Regions from separate parts of the Mus musculus genome. Here region 2 is linked to region 1. Evidence: chromatin loops called from intact Hi-C (ENCODE). Cell type or tissue: heart. All regions are shown on one strand. Each heading gives the region's core, and the rest is flanking DNA. Links, peaks and the distances in the headings are about the cores only.

Region 1 (7,946 bases), core at 1,126-6,125:
AGGTGGGAGACTTTCCCCAGCAAAGATGGAGTCCCAGTTATGACCCATTCACTGCCTTCTGAAGAACCAGGCAGAGAGAAGGAGGCAGAGCCTCACCGTGGGTAAGACATTCATACTTCATATTTGGTAATTCTGGCATGGCTTTCCTGGTATAAACCCAGGGCCAGAAGAAGACAGAAGACAATGATCTCCTCTCTTTCATCTTTATCTGAAGCTAGGAACTTCTAATCTCATTGCCAGTCTACAGAACAACCTAACCATCTGGAAGAGGTCTAGTGTCTGAGGCACAATCACACAGTCCAAATGCAGGTGAACTCCAGACATTCATCCACTCTAGTGTCCAGGTGCAGTGAGGTAGTAAGAGAAGAAACACAACCCAGAAGCAAGGTGACTGAAATCACAAGTCCCTGATTCTGATGGACCTGAGCCTCCATTTGATTAGCTGAGCTATACAGGCTCCATCAGGTACTAGGCCATGCCTGTAGCCAAAGCTAAGAGGTAAGTTTCAGGCTCTGAGAGGCTGAGAGAAACAGTAGTGGGGAGCCAAGAACCAGACTGAATAACACCATGTAGAGCTCACCCAAGGGACATGCCGGCATTAGCTTCTTGCTCTGAGAGATCTGCCTAGGCCCTTAGCTTGGGAAAGCCTCCATCACCCTTGGAAAGGGCCGTCATGTCAACATGCAGGAGAGCAAGCCCTTTACTCCCAGCCATGTTCACCCAGGCTGTTAATGAAATCATGACAGTATGACCAGCCCAACCTGCACAGCAGATTTAGGCCACAGGCAATGGGTAGCTCTCACTCTCAAGGTACCTGTTCCTGGGCCCAAGGCCCTGCCTGGCCTCCTTACTCTTTCTCAGGTCATCAGGTTACTCAGAGGTCATAGTCCTTAGTGATCCAAAAAAGGCCTGAGCATGAGCCCAAAAGAAGTTCCAACATGAGAGTGCCACCCTCCTCTGCCTTTGGCCCTATGTGCCCAAACCCAACAGAATCTGGTCATCCATTCTGGTGGGAGCTGCAGAAGTGGCCCAGGGGTGGGGCACTGAAGCCCTCACAGGACCAGGGAGCACAGTCAAACAAGTCACTGTTTAATAAAAGTGAAAGGCCCTTCGAATCATCTCAAAAGGTACATTGTGCACAGGAAGTTAAAATTCAGGCCCTTGGTTTTCTTGCAGAAGGTTGTTGAAGACAAAGGAAGTCTGGGACAAAGCCACGTGGATTAGCTGTTCGCCTGTGCAAATAGGAAGAAGAGATAAGGTTATTCTCCTATGACAGACAAAGCTCAGTGCCCTCAATTCTGCCCCCTCCCTGTAGTCTCCTCTTTGTGCCCATCAGCATAGTCTGACTTGTCCATTCCCAACTCTTCCAGGAGGACTTTCCCTCAAAAGATGTGACACCGTGGACCCAGGTGTCATTGCATTGACACAATCAGGCTTCACAGCAATACCTCAGTCCCATTCTTTCTTTATCGGACAGATACTAGGAGAGATGCTCTTTCCCTAAGAAACCCTCCATCTTTTTGATCCCTGGAATGGAAGGAGCTGGAGATCTAACAGATTGTAGTGATAAGCCAGGAGGGTAGGCTCACAGGAACTCCTGGGCTTCTTCCTTGCTGTGCAACCTCTCCTGGACCCAAGTTGGGGAATTGAGATCTCTAGTCACCTCTCTCCCTCTGAACATGAACATAATGCCCCTCAAGAGACTCCTCTGAGGAAGAGTACCATTCTGACTATTCTATCACCCAAGTATGTGAGTGGGTGAAGGTTGGGTAGGTGCCTGGCTTTGCTGACCCTGCACTAAAATGGGGGGCCAAGGGGATTCTATGAGTCCAGCTCTGCCATCAGCGCTAGCAGGAAGGCCAGTAAGGTTGACACTGCCTCTCTCTAGATATACAGGCACCATAGGCCTAGAGTGGGCATATAGAGGGATTGAGAAATCATAGGGATAGGGAACAGAGGGGTGAAAGGATCTGGAACAGAGGGGTGAAAGGATCCAGGAGAAGCTTGGGTCATGAAAGTGTCTGCTTTCTGCCAAGGTGCAATCCTCCCAGATCCACGACTTGAGCTCAAGAACATGGACAGCCCAGGAATAGAGGAAATTACCCTCATTTGCTGGTAGATCCAATCTGTAAATACCGTCACGTTCCCGTATACTCCAGGTCTGAGTGCCTTGGCACAGCCCGAGCCCCAGCTCGTGTCCCCAATCAGCCACCAGATCCCATTCTTCAAAGTAACCAGCGGCCCTCCACTGTCTCCCTGGGGAACACAGCAAGTTACTGAGAAGAAAAAGGCACACTAAACGGTATATGCAGAGAGGACACTGGATATGAGAGAGGGTATGGATATGTCTCCCCTGAAGGTGGTAATGGTCACAGAGACATAATCCAAAAGGTTATATTGGTGCATGGCAGTTACAGTTAGCAAATGCATGGCAGAACACACTTCAACCACACCAACACTTGTGCCAAGCTAAAGCTTCTCTGGAGACCATAGCATGCCCAACCCTGGTTTCTGCCAGAGGTATAAATGTTGCCAGTGGCCACATCCCTCCCCACAGCTGTTCCCAGCTGGTTCCATGTCCCTGAGAGGTATCTCTGATCCCAGAAGAGCCCCCATGTCTCCCAGGGGCTCAGTGGGAACTGCATATTCAAAGGTTAAATAAAAACTCACAATTACCTGGCAAGAGTCGACAGACCCCTGGAGGAAGCCGGCACAGATCATGGCTGGTGTGATTAGGTTGTTGTATATGTATTTACTATTACATTTGGAGGGCTCGATCAAGGGTACCATGGCAGCATTCAACACGTCCGAGGTCTTCCCTAACAACAGAGGCATCAGCCAGCAGCTCTTGTGGACATCTTCCTCAAGAGGCCCATATTCCATGCAGATGATCGAATACCACTCTCCCCTCCTCCCTCCCTGTAATGGTTAACATTGATTGACAGGCTCTAGAATCAACTAGGAGACAAACCTCTGAGCATGTCTATGAGGGGATGTCTAGAGTGGGTGGATCAAGGAGGGAAAATGCTCTAAATTTAGCTGGGTCCAAGACTGAATAAAAAGGAGAAAGTGAGATGAGTATCAGAATTCATCTCTCTCTTCCTGAGTCCTGAATATATAGATGTGACCTGACATCATGTGCTCCTGATACCATGCCTTTCCCAAATGATGGATGGCACCTTCAAACTGTGGACAATAAATCCTTCTTCCCTTCAGCTAAGGAACTCCCTTGAGTTACTTTTGTCAAGAATTTTGTCACAGGAATGAGGAAGTAACTAGTATACTCCCTCAGTCCATCAAAATGTCAAGCTCTCTTCCTATGTGCTAGGTAGGGTTAATTTGATGATGTAATCGAATGGGGAAAGCAAGATACATAGCTCATGTAAATTGTCCAAAGCCAGAAACCACTGAATAACTGAACTGGGATTCAAATGAAGGGGTCCCACTGTGGAAATCAGTGTCCCATCCTGTGTGACCCAAAGCCTCACCTTTCTCATAGGTGGCCCCCCACCCCGAAATCCAGCATTCCTGGTCTAGGTCTAGCATCATGCCTGGGTTCGGCAGACACACTGGCTTCACTAGATCTGTTTAAAGAAGAGCAAAAGGTGAGTTAACAGTTGTCTTGGGAGTGATGGCTCAGTAGTTAAGAACACAAGGACCCATGTTTGATTCCCAACACTCACATGGTGGCCCACAACTGTCTCAAGAAATTTGACACCTTTTTCTGGCCTCTGTGGGAACCAGGCACGCAAATGGTGCACAGATCATAATTATAGGCAAAACACCCATGCACATAAAATAAGTTAAAAAAATTTTAACCATTTTTAAAACCAGCAATCTTTACAAATTATCAACCAGATGGCCTCAGCGGGAGAGGATGTTGTCCCCCAGGGACACTAGTGATGTCTGAAGCCAGTTCTGATCCACACAACCAGGGGGCGCTACTGCCCTCTAGTGGGCTGAGTCTCACGTACCATTAAAAGCCAAAGGTGTCTGCAGCTTCATGAGAGCAATGTCGTTATTCTTGGTCTTAGAGTCGTAATTTGGATGGGAAATTACTTTTTCTACCTGGTGTCTACTTCCATAGAACATGAGAGACTGTCTCAGAATTCCCGCAAATGCCGTCCAGTACCTCGGGCTGCTGAGGGGTCTGAGAGACAGAAGGGCAGACATGGAAACTCAGGACTACAGATATGAGGTGTTCACTTCAGTCTTTAAAACACATATGCTGAGTCCTGGAGTAAGATGACAGAGTCACAGAGTGAGGCTGGGGCAAGGAACTTCTCACTTCCCTCCCACCTCCCCATAGCTGAATGGCTCCCCAAGGATTCTGTTCCTTCACCCATCTTCTGCACCAGCCTACAAATAGAGCGACACCTTTCTGTGATACTTGAGATCACATCCTGACGAGCCTGGGTCTCACTAATCTTTATATGCTGGAGCATTTACTGACACAGGGGGTGCTTAATAAATGTGTACTGATGGACATACTTGGAGTCTTATCACTATCACGTTTTTCTTTCATCTGGGGATTTTCTTTGAAACTTCTAGCTTCAACCACTGGAGGAACCTCAGAATCTGGGATGCATGAGGAATGAAGGTACACTCCCAGGAAAGATAGCTTCCCTAACTTCCCAGCAGTGCCAGGGAGGAAGAAGAGAAGGGCACTCCTGTGTGGTAGTAACAGGCTAAGAGACATTGAGTCATCTGTCCAAGGGCACATAGCCAGAGAATGGCTGGGCCAGAAGTTGAGTCAGACTGAGGCTCACTTAAGGCAGAAAGTGCCCAAAATCTAATAAAGATATGATTTTGTTCTAAGTGGGTTGTACCTGTACACTCAGGAGCCTGGGGCATAATTATTCTTTTGAGGCCAGCCTGAACTAGATAATAAAACCCTTGGAAATGAAGAGAGGAGAGGGAAGAGGTGGAAAGAAAAGATGGAGGGAGGATGGAAGATGGAACAGTGTCTTTGGCAAGAGCTGACACTATGCAATATGGCGTAGTCACCTTTCCTGCCCACCTGTGAGGGCAATGCCAAGACAGAGGGTATCTACACAGGCTCCCAGAGAACCTACTAGGATAGTGTGAGGTTGTCAAAGTAGGCTTCGCCCTGAGATTAGCATCCAGGAAAAATGAGACTGATAGAGCAGGAGCTCTCAGAACTCATAGATGAAACATATCTAGTCACAGTGATGCTGATAATCATCCCTATCCCAGGCTGGGATGCAGCAGCAGGCAGGAGATACCATGGGGACATTTGTGTAATGAGTGGATGAAGCTGTGCACCTGTAGCACACATGTCCCCCACACAGCAGCACTGTCACCCCAGCAGGACATGGGAGCTGCCACACAGCTTGGTGTGGATCACATGGTGGCAGAGCCACACTCCAAACCCAAAAGTCTGGGCCACATGACTCCACTCTACTACCCTAGACTTCACAGAATGGAGGCATACTCTTCCACACAGTGGGCGGCCGTCACAATCCACTCGGGGGTGATGATGGAGCCTCCGCAGACGTGGACGCCTTGGACGTGCAGGCTGACCTGCCAGGGCCAGTCTCCTGGTGAGGCATTCAATCCACCCACAATCCTGCTCTGGCGTTTCACTGAGCGAACCCCGCATTCTGAGGGTGACAAGCATAAGTCAGGTGTCAGTCAACAGAACAGAAGACACCAGGGCCAGCACAAAGCCAATCATGTGTGCTCCAGCCAGCTGCTTTTCTCTGGCCTCACCAGGCAGTGGGGCCATTGCTGCCTCTGTTTTCCTATTATTAGGAATTTGAATAAGCAAGTGGCAAGTAGATGGTCACCTAGGTCCCCAAGGGGCCACTCCTTCCCTGGCTGGAACACAAGCTAATTCTTATTGCTATCTGATTCCATCAGATCTCTGACAGGATTAAGAAAGCCCTGGGTAACAGGCTCCTCATGGAGACTGACACACTCAGCACCCCAACCCCCAGTGAGGGAGGAGGCAAGTGAGGGTTTCAGCAGGAGTTATAAAGGGGAGCCAAGAGGTGAGTGTGTGTGAGGTGACTCAGTAGGTAAGTGAGGGGCAATTGGGGTAGATGAAAGCTGACCCTCCTCCACCCCCCCCACCCCCCACCCCCCAGGAAATAAAACATAGAGGTTCTTTGCTGAGCAGGGATGAGATCTACTTCAGGGTGAACAGTTCCTGCCAGCCTGAAGATGGAGCTCTTGAAACTTCACACCTGTGGGTCAAGTTTTCAGTTGAGAGAAGCCAAGGTAATATAAGAAGTAGATGGAGATATCCTGGGGTGCTGGAAGGCCCCCAGGCTAGTGGCTGGTGTTGGGGTAATAGATGAGCAGGCCTGATGTGTCTCAGCACAGTATGGGGCAGGACTTCTGGAAGGCATCCTTTAAGTGCCAGCTACACCTCTGTGAGTGACTGTGAGAACCCATGAAGCACATGTAGACAAAGGGGCTAACAACAGTGCTCTCCTAGCTGTGCAATAAGGGGGCCTTAAGGAGATTCAGAGCTCCTTTGCTAAAGTGTAGGCTTCAAGTCCCGGGCCTAGGCTGGACATCTATATTTATCTAGTGTGGGGTCCATGAGTAATTCACGCATACACACAAGCACACACACACACACACAGAGAGAGAGAGAGGGGGGGGGGTCTCCAGTTATCCCCTAAGCAAGCTCCCGAGGGAAGGTAGAATGCATGCAGGCATGCTTGATGTCAGCTCTCCTCCGGAAGCTATGTCCAGCGGAAGACTGAATGATACTGCTCTGGCTTTGGCCTTGGCCAGGTCACTGATTCTGAGGCTTCAGGCTCACCTACAACTCACATTCTTCTGCTTCATGGAGAAGGATCCACTAAGGCCCCCTATTCATTATGGCACCTAAAAGCAAGGCCTATCAGTATCCAGCCACCACCCACACTACAGTGCAGCAAAATGTCAAATCAGAGATCCTAGTGTAAGCAAGAGGCCTCAAGGCACATCCTTGCTGGTTCCTGGAGACCTTCTCTCACCATATCCCAAGCCCCAGGGACATTTTCCCAAAAACGACAGACTGGATCCTACTCAGAAGCATAGAAAAGCACCATTAAGAAGTACTCACTCACCTATACAGCGCAAAGAAACCACCATGCGGGATGAACATGAGTCACTGGAAAGAAAAAAGGACTCTGGTTACCAAGGCAGGGAGAGACACCGGTGTCTTCTCCTGGTGTTGCCTCCTTCCCACTACTAATGACCCTAATGATATGACTAGACCTGCATGAAGACAGTGGCAAAGACTGGATTCAGTCAGCGTACCAGACTCAGAGTCTAGCTATGCAACCTTGGGTGTGATGCTTACCCTCTCTCAGCCTCTTCTCAACAGGTAGAATAAGATAACAACCCAAGTTGATCACTGATCTGCACCATGTCAAAATTTTAAAACTTTGGAGCTCCTACACAATACCACAAATGACCTAACCACATGTGAAGTGTCACAGTCAGGTTAGAATGTAATGACCTTCAGTTTATGCATATGAGGTATACACAAGAGCTAGAGAGCTGGCTCGGTGAGTAAGGGTACTGGCTTCCAAATCTGAAAGTCTGAGTTTAATCCCTGAAATCCACATAGAAAGGACTGATTCCTCTGACCTCTGCCTGTGTGCCATGACAGCACCCCCACCAAATACACGGACTAAATAAATTTTAATAAATAGGAGAATACATGAAATAAATGAATTCTGTCCTTAGATTTGATTCCTAGCCCAAGGTTATCTCATACATAAGTATTTTAAAAATCTAAAATCTGCAGGGGCACAGGTGAGCTGGCCCCAAGGGTGCAAGCATAGGAAAGCTGACCCCACAACATGTCGGCTGTCCTGTGGGTAGGTGAAGGAGAGAAACCCTTCCTCTCCACCTTGCCCCTTGCCATCTGCAGGCAGGAGAGCTGGCCCTGAGGTCATAAGAGTGGGAGAGCTGGCCCTGCC
Region 2 (7,946 bases), core at 1,128-6,127, 260 kb before region 1:
TCAGAGATCTGAGAAAGGTAAATTAGCAGGAAGTACAGTTCAAATGACGACTGTGATGGTTTGCATATGCTTGGCCCAGGGAGTGGTACTATTAGAAGGTGTGACCCTGTTGGAGTAGGTATGGTCTTTTTGGAGGAAGTGTGTCACTGTGAGTATGGGCTTTAAGACCTTCATCCTTGCTGCCTGGAAGCCAGGATCTGCTAGCTGCCTTCAGATGAAGATGTAGAACTCTCATTTCCTCCTGCACCATGCCTGCCTAGACACTGCCCTGCTCCCACCTTGACGATAATGGACTGAACCTCTGGACCTGTAAACCAGCCTTAATTAAATTTTGTCCTCTATAAGACTTTCCTTGGTTATGGTGTCTGTTCACAGCAGTAACACCCTAACTAAATCAATGGCCACATGGGAAAACACAGTGACTGCATGGTTTTGTTTTTAAAATGCTACTACAACACATGTCTTATGGTTTCTCCCTGGGAATTCCAGAGAGTGGTCCTGACCAAAATCCATCCTGGTCAGTATTTAGTTAAAACTTGCTTCCAGTTTGGCTCAAAATTGTAGAACTGTTTTGTTTGGTTTTCTCTCTTGAGACTCCCAGGATTAACACTAGGAGCTCTGTAGGCATGACCTTACAGTGGTCCTGGAGGAGGAAGTAAACACCTACCTGAATTCATCACACACACACACACACACACACACACACACACACACACACACACCCCAAAATGGTCACAAGGCTTTTCGCTAATTAAGGCAAAGTCTAGCACAAGCTACCCTTCACCCCATTCATGCTTCCTTTTGCAGCCAAAACCACAAGCTATGATGCCCTCCATATGAAAGAGGTGACTTATTGGCCCTGTATCCCCCAGGGAAGATTTTCTAGGAGCCTGGGGCCTCCATGCAATTGCCACATTCCCACACTTGAAAGGATAGCAAAGGCAGGGAGGTAAGTTCAAGGCACTCTGGTTTACATGAACAGGAAGGATGTGGGGGAGGGGGCAGGGGGTGACCTTTCCCTCTACACTCTTTCTCTAGTCAGAGAAGCTCTGAGGTAAGTACTGAGTGCCCCCTACCACATGCACACACACTCACACATACACACAGAGAGACACATAAACACACACATATACACGTACACTTACACACACACAGATGAGGGTCCTGAGAGCGGGTCATCTAAGAAGCCTGCCTGGTCAGAGAGAATTGGGCCTAACATTCAAAAGACCCCAGCAATTGGATATCTTTAACCTTCCTTGTGAATCTATCTCAGTGGGTCTTTAAATTCTACTCTCAGCCTTACTCCCCAGAGCTGAGCTAGACATGCCATAGAGCCTGGAGTCCTTTGGGGCCAAAGTGACCTGTGAACAGGACCTGATTGTTATCCTTTTATGGCTACAACAATACAGTGATCAAAAACGACTTGGGGAAGAAAGGGTTTATTGCATCTTACAGCCTTTATTCTATCAAAGGAAGCCAGGGCAGGAAGTCAAACAGGAACCTGGAGGGAGGAGGTGAAAATGAGGTCAGGGATGAGGGGCACTTACTGGCTTGTTCTTCATGACTCACCCTCTCTGCCTGCTTTCTTATCTAGTCCAGAACCATCTGCCCAGGGTGACACTGCCCAGAGTCAGCCAGGGCCTCCCACACCAATCATTAATGGAGAATATGTCCCATACCCTTGCCTACAGACAAAACTTATGGAGGCATTTTTGAGGTTTCCCTTTCTAAATAACCGTAGTTGTTTATGTAAAATTGAAAAGAAATAAACAAAACAAGATAACAAAAAAACAAACAGCTAACCTTCAGGCTGGGAAATAAACATGTGAGATGCCCCCCTCCCCTGTTGTTCTTCTTCCTAAGGTGTTGGGAGCCACTGACCCTGTTTGAATGTTAACTGCGTTGTCAGCCATAAGTGCTTACTTATAAAGTTTTGGCCTTAGTGGAAAAGTATTAGCTTAGTTGAGATTTTTGTGGGGAAAGTTGAGGCCTCCGTGGGAAAATACTACCCTCAGTTAAGAACAAATAGCTATAGATCTTATGCACAGGTACCTAGCAACCCATTCTGTTCTGTTCCTCCTGCTGAACTTTTTACCTAGCCAATATCCTGCTTTTGGGAACAGGTGAGTTCTCCCAGAAACAAAGAGCGATTCTGCGTCATCTCCCTCCCCATACCCTGCTTCTGTGGGCATAAAACCTGCCTGGGAAAAATAAAAATTTGACAGCTTGATCAATCAGACTTGCTGTCCGTCCTTGTGTTCCTCACCCCTCATTCTCTCCGCAGGCGGTTCCTCAGACCCTGTCCAACTGTCCCGCAGGCAGAGGCACTAAGGAAGCTCACATACAAATTGTAACCTCAGCACATGACCTTCCCAGGTTGATTTTATTCCAAGAACATTAAATTATATGTCCTGACAACTTTTAGGCTGAAGTTAGTGTCACATTGACACTGTATAAACTACCTCCAGCATCCACCTTAGAATTTTCCATTTTCTCCAGCAGACACTCTGTCTCTACCAGACATTGACTGCTTGCCTCAGGGGACACCATCTTTGTGAGGTCTCAAAGAAACAGGGACAGAGGCTGAGCTGCACCTATTTAACATATCAAAGTGGAGGCTGGTGACTAGTCTCTCCTGGCACCACCAGTCCTTGTTGCAGAGTCCTGGCTCCTCTAGGCACTTCTCACCTTGCCTTGAGCCTGTCTCCTCCAGCTCCTGAGCTTCATTCCTCCCTGCAGTGTCTCTGATTCCTATACAACTTCAGCCATTTTGGCTATGCAGCCTTTTGGTCTCTCTCATGCTCTCAGTCCTGAGATCCCTCCTGCCCACCTCCCCTCCCCTCCCCTCCCCTCCCCTTCCCTCCCCTCTCCTCTCCTCTTTCTCATTTCCTCTCTTGCTCTCCCATCCCCTTCTCCCATGGCCTGGTTCAGTCTACTGGCCCTGTTCAGCCAGGACCTTTCCAGATGCCTCTGGCTATGTTCTCTCTCATGTCTACAGTAAATCTTCTCCCCAACCACACTGTGGAGCAGCCAAGGCCTCGCTTTTCATTCAGTCACCACTACCATTCTACCTTCTGTCTGTTAACCCTCTAACCTATGGTCTATGTGTAAGTGGTAACATGCACTGTTTTTCATGCATGCAATGTTGGAGTATGTACTGGGACGGTCTTTTTATAGCTGAATAATTGTCTGCTGCATGAATCAGATTTGGTTTTTGTGCCATCAACATGTAAGTGCTCTGTGAATCTCTCTCTCTCTCTCTCTCTACACACACACACACACACACACACACACACACACACACACACGGGGGGGGGGGTGTAGGAAAGCAACTGCTGTTTGCTTTCAACTAACCTAGCCACCAGTGGACTAGAAGTCACCCATTCTTCCTCACAGATCCCCTCTTCCAGCTTCTAGCAGTTGATGTCACAGTTAACACCACGAGATTCCCTTTTATAAGCACTCCTTCCTTAAGTGGCACCTTGTACCACCTCCCACTGGTTAATACTGAGCAGGACATTGGCTTCAGCCTTCTCTGTAGCAGCTGCTTGAGAAGTGAACACTTATTAAAAGAGATTCCATGGGAGTGTAGGGAGGGAAGAGAAGAGAGACTTTGCAATCACAGGCTTTTCTTGGGGACAGGCACTTGGGGACATCCAAGGGTGGAACCAAAGGACCGACTCATTGGCTTCAAGACTGGGGTTCTCACACAAGGTGGAAAACAGGTGACAGAGGAGGAAGAGTGACTGGTTAGTGTTCCTTCCTGGAAAGCACAGGGACACGGAGGAGGGAACTGTGGGCATTCAGCTCTGATTATGCATACTCACTGACCGCCAAGCACAACAAGCACTTGGAGATAGACTAACAATCTTTTTTCTTCTGGCCATACTGGACATAGATTTTGGTTCAGCAATGAGCTTCCTTTTCAGAGGATGCAATGCGAAGCTTCCCCAGTAGAGGGCACTAGATGGCCATGAAGGAATACTCGGTCTCTGCCAGGAAGCTGCCTGCTGGAGAGACAGAAGAATGTGGGGTGGGGGTGAAGAGAGGTAGGGGGTTGGGTGGGGGGACACAATGAAAAGAGGCAGAACTAGAGACTCAAAGAGTCGTGAAGAAAGCCTGATGTGAGTAGCCAGGGATGCCTCCTAGGTCCATGATGGGGTCCTGTCTTTTGCTGCCACCAGGGGCCACGTCTGAGTCTGTGGCCCTGCAGAAGTAGGGATCTGTTACTACAAAAAGGCCACGTGGATGCCCCCCGAGGGCTACTCTCCTGGTACATGTTGATGTCTGAGGGCTGTGCAGAACTGGCGTACCCTCGCCTGGACATTGTGGGAGAGCTGGCCCTGGGGAGATGTTAGCAGGAGAGAAAACTCCGCCCCTATCCAGCTGCAGTACTTAGGAGAGCAGATCTGACATTGTGGGTGAGCCAATCCCCCGGAGAGTATGAATGTGGAAGAGTTGGCCCAGCCTCTTGTCTGCTATGTGGTGACATGGGAGAGGGAGAGATGTCCCCCTTTCCCCCTTGCCACCTACAGCAGGCTAGGAGCTGGCCCTGAGGTCACCAGAGCAGGAGAGATCAGAGCCCTGCCCTCATTTGCTGCAGCACAGTAAAGCTGGCCCTGGTTGTGGAGGTTTCAGGAGAGCAGGCCCTGCCTCTTGTCTGCTGTGTCATGACATTGGCAAGAGAGAGATCCCCACCCTCCATTTTGCCCTCACAACTGGCAGCAGGTGGGAAAGTTGACCCTGACCAGGTCATGAGAGCAGAACGGGCCCTTCCCATCACCTGCTGAGTCACTTGGGAGAGCAAGCTCCCTCCTCTCCCCTTCCCTTCCTTGTCCCTTGCCATCTATGGCAGGCAGGAGAGCTGGCCCCACGGTCATGAGAGTGGAAGAACTGTCCATGTCCCTCACAGCTGCAACACTCAGAAGAGCAGGCCCTGCACCTCACCTGGACAGCAGAGTAGAGCTGACCCTGGTGGCAGAGATGGCCTCAAGGTTGTGAGAGTGAGAGAGGCAGTGAGCTGACCAGCTCAGATACCTCTCAGGCCCAAATCTAAGACTTTGAATTGGTCCACCCCAACATCTACCCCTTGATGAACTGCTGGAGTTCATGAAGGGGCCTAAACTCCTGTATCTCCATGACACAGGACAACAGCAGACTATCTGAGAGGAGTCCCAGCGAGCTTCTAGTATCAGTAGAGTGGCAGAAGCCAGAGGCCTTGAACCAGACCAACAAGTCATTCAATGAACATTTGGAAACAAAGAAATGTGGACAAAAAGGGTGTGATGTGGGACACACTATAACACACTGTAGCTTCCACAAGATTTTTTTTTTCTGCAAGGGTGGAGAGTGGACACAAGGGGAGGGGGAGATGACTGGGATTGGGATGCGTGATGTGAAACTCACAAGGAACCAATAAAAAGCTTTAAAAAATAATAAAACACTTAAAAGAGCAAATACATTCTATTTTCCATTTCATTCTTGACCTCTTAAAGTGGGAGGAGTGGACCAAACATTTAAAACTAAAGGAAATGATTTTAAATGCTAACATGGAATTATCACCCATCAAGCTAAGATGATGATCTTAGAAAGAGCTGTTTGCTTTCCTCTGTAGCTAAACATATCCCCTTGAACCTGACCTGCATCTGGTTGCTAGGGCAAGCACCAAATTAATATGTGTTCCTACATGGTGCCCTTAATAAAACCTGAGGAGGCATTTAAAAGTTGAAGAGATGAGAATATTAAAATCATTCCATCACCATCTGAGCACATGAAGGGCCACAAAGCTGGTGTAGACACCAAAGCAGTGTGAATCCACAGGAAAAACTCCTATTTCTTACTCTCCTGCTTTGTAGTTATTGCCTAAAAGATCAGCTTTCACCCTGCTGCACAGTCTCCCTAGGCTTTGCACATGGTCGTCTGAATCTCATGTATATGCTCTGTTATGTGAGCATCTGGCTCCACAGCTATTTCGCAGGGATGAGGGGAGACCCAACTGCTTTCTCCAGGAACCAACCTTGAGATTCTGTAGCTGATAATTATCACTTCATTTGGAAGCTCCCATAAAGCCTGTAGCTGTGACTGCATCATTGCTACCCACTAGCCAATCATGTGAAAGCCTTGAATTGCCTGTTTGGGAAACATGGGATTGTTTATACCCACAGAGAGGCTATAGGTAGAGTCAAGGACTGAGTCTGAAGTGAGACCTTGGGGTGGAGTTCTGCTTTGAACAAAGAATTGTCAACAACACCCAACAGCCACCAGTAAGCCTTAGAGACAAGGACAAAGACCCCCAGAAAATTCTTGTGGTTTACGTGCCCAGCAGCCATAAGCGATCAGTTCTTCTTGGTCCCTAGAAGTACGTCTGGAATGACCTTGCTGCTAGGGTGTTCACACATCTTACAAAAGAAAGACCAAAGGAGGAATTTTAGAAGGGGTGGAGGCTGAAGGTTGGGGGTTGAAGGATGGGAATAAGATAGTCTGCGTTCCTAATTACAGAGGTGGCTCTCACTTTCAAGGAGAGAATACTGACCAAGTAAAGTAGGTGTGGTTTGGAGGAGAATGACCCCTATAGGTTTGTTCGAATGCTTAGTCCTCAATTGGTGGAACCGTCTGTGAAGGATTAGGAAGTATGGTCTTAGAGAAGGTGTGTTTCTGGGGATGGGCTATCAAGTTACAAAAACCTAAATCGGTCCAGGCCTTTGCTCTCCTGCTCTCTCCCTCAACCCCCCTCCCCTCTCCCCTCTCCCCTCTCCCCTCTCCCCTCTCCCCTCTCCTTTCTCCCCTCTCTTCTCTCCCCTGCCTCCTTGTTGTTGTCTCAACATGTAAGATCGCAACTAAGGCTCCAGCACCATGCTACCTGCCTCCTGCCTTTCTTCTTGCCACGATGGTCATGGATTCACTTTTTGTAACCATGATCCCACATTAAATGCTTTCTTTTATAAGTTGCCTTGGTCATAGTATATGTCTTGGTTATGGTTATTATTGCTATGATGAAACATCATGACCAAAGAAACCTGGGGGAGAAAGGTTTACTTGGCTTACAGTTTCCATATCACTGTTCATTAGCAAAGAAAGTCAGACAGGAACTCAAGAAGGGCAGGAACTTAGAGACAGGAGCTGATGTAGAGGCCATGGAGGGGTGCTGCTGACTGGCTTGCTCCTCATGGCCTGCTCAGCCTGCTTTGCTACAGAACCTAGAACAACTAGCCCAGAGATATCACTACCCACAATGGGCTGGGCCCCTCAACCATCAATCACTAACTAAGAAAATGCCCTACTGGTTTGCCCACAGTCCATCTTATGGGGGCATTTTCTTAATTGAGGTTCCTTCCTCACAAATGGCATTATCTTGTGTCAAGTTGACATAAAACTATCCAGCACAACTGACCCCTTGTCAACTTGACAAACAAACACATCATTAAGTCACAACCTTTTCTTTCTTGTTCATCCTCAAAATGACACCTTAATATCACAATAGAAAACATTTTACAGACTTAAAAAGTCTCAGTCTTTGCAAATTCCAACACTTTAAAATTCAATCTCTTTTTTAAAAATCCAAAGTCTCTTTTAAAACCTCTTTAAACATTCAGTCTCTCAACTGTGAGCTCCTATAAAATCAAAAATAAGTTAAATACATCCTTACTTCAAGAGGACAGAACCAGGGCACAGTCAAAGCAAAACTAAACTCCAACTGATGTGTTAGAATGGCGGGTCACATCTCAACAGCACACTAGGCTAAGACAGTTCCACGTGGAAGAGGTTTTATTGGAAGGGAGAGACAGGTGACGGCAGAAAGAGAGGAGAGGGAGAAGAGAGAGGGAGAGAGAGAGGCATTCCCTTTATTTATACGGAAAATGACTTAACGCAGGTAAAGGTGGGAGGTGAGCCAAGTGGATTCTGGGAATATGGTAGCTGTTGTCTTGGTAACAGGTCTGTAGGTTACG

What was found. Hi-C counts contacts between places; a loop is a spot of excess contacts. Peaks named below come from ENCODE experiments on the same cell type or tissue, not always from the same donor. Only the 100,000 strongest peaks of a DNase experiment are listed, where the experiment ranks them.
Region 2: a loop joins it to region 1, with 8 times the contacts of the local background. A loop is called at or near these places in 14 of 42 quality-filtered maps.

The regions. Positions count from the first base shown.
Region 1 is chr16:97,564,920-97,572,865 of GRCm38, forward strand. Tmprss2 (transmembrane protease, serine 2) reads right to left here. Exons shown (of 14, transcript NM_015775.2): 8 at 7,086-7,129; 9 at 5,456-5,624; 10 at 3,975-4,150; 11 at 3,489-3,584; 12 at 2,677-2,819; 13 at 2,104-2,256; 14 at 1-1,232. The coding sequence ends at 1,221. Among named protein-coding and RNA genes, the nearest start is that of Tmprss2, 42 kb to the right of the region's middle. In heart, for the core only: a CTCF peak has its summit at 3,940 (motif pointing left); no DNase peak of the experiment used is centred there; H3K27me3 peaks cover 288 bases.
Region 2 is chr16:97,309,095-97,317,040 of GRCm38, forward strand. No RefSeq gene overlaps it. Among named protein-coding and RNA genes, the nearest start is that of Bace2, 44 kb to the right of the region's middle. In heart, for the core only: CTCF peaks have their summits at 3,942 (motif pointing right) and 4,153; no DNase peak of the experiment used is centred there; H3K27ac peaks cover 1,233 bases.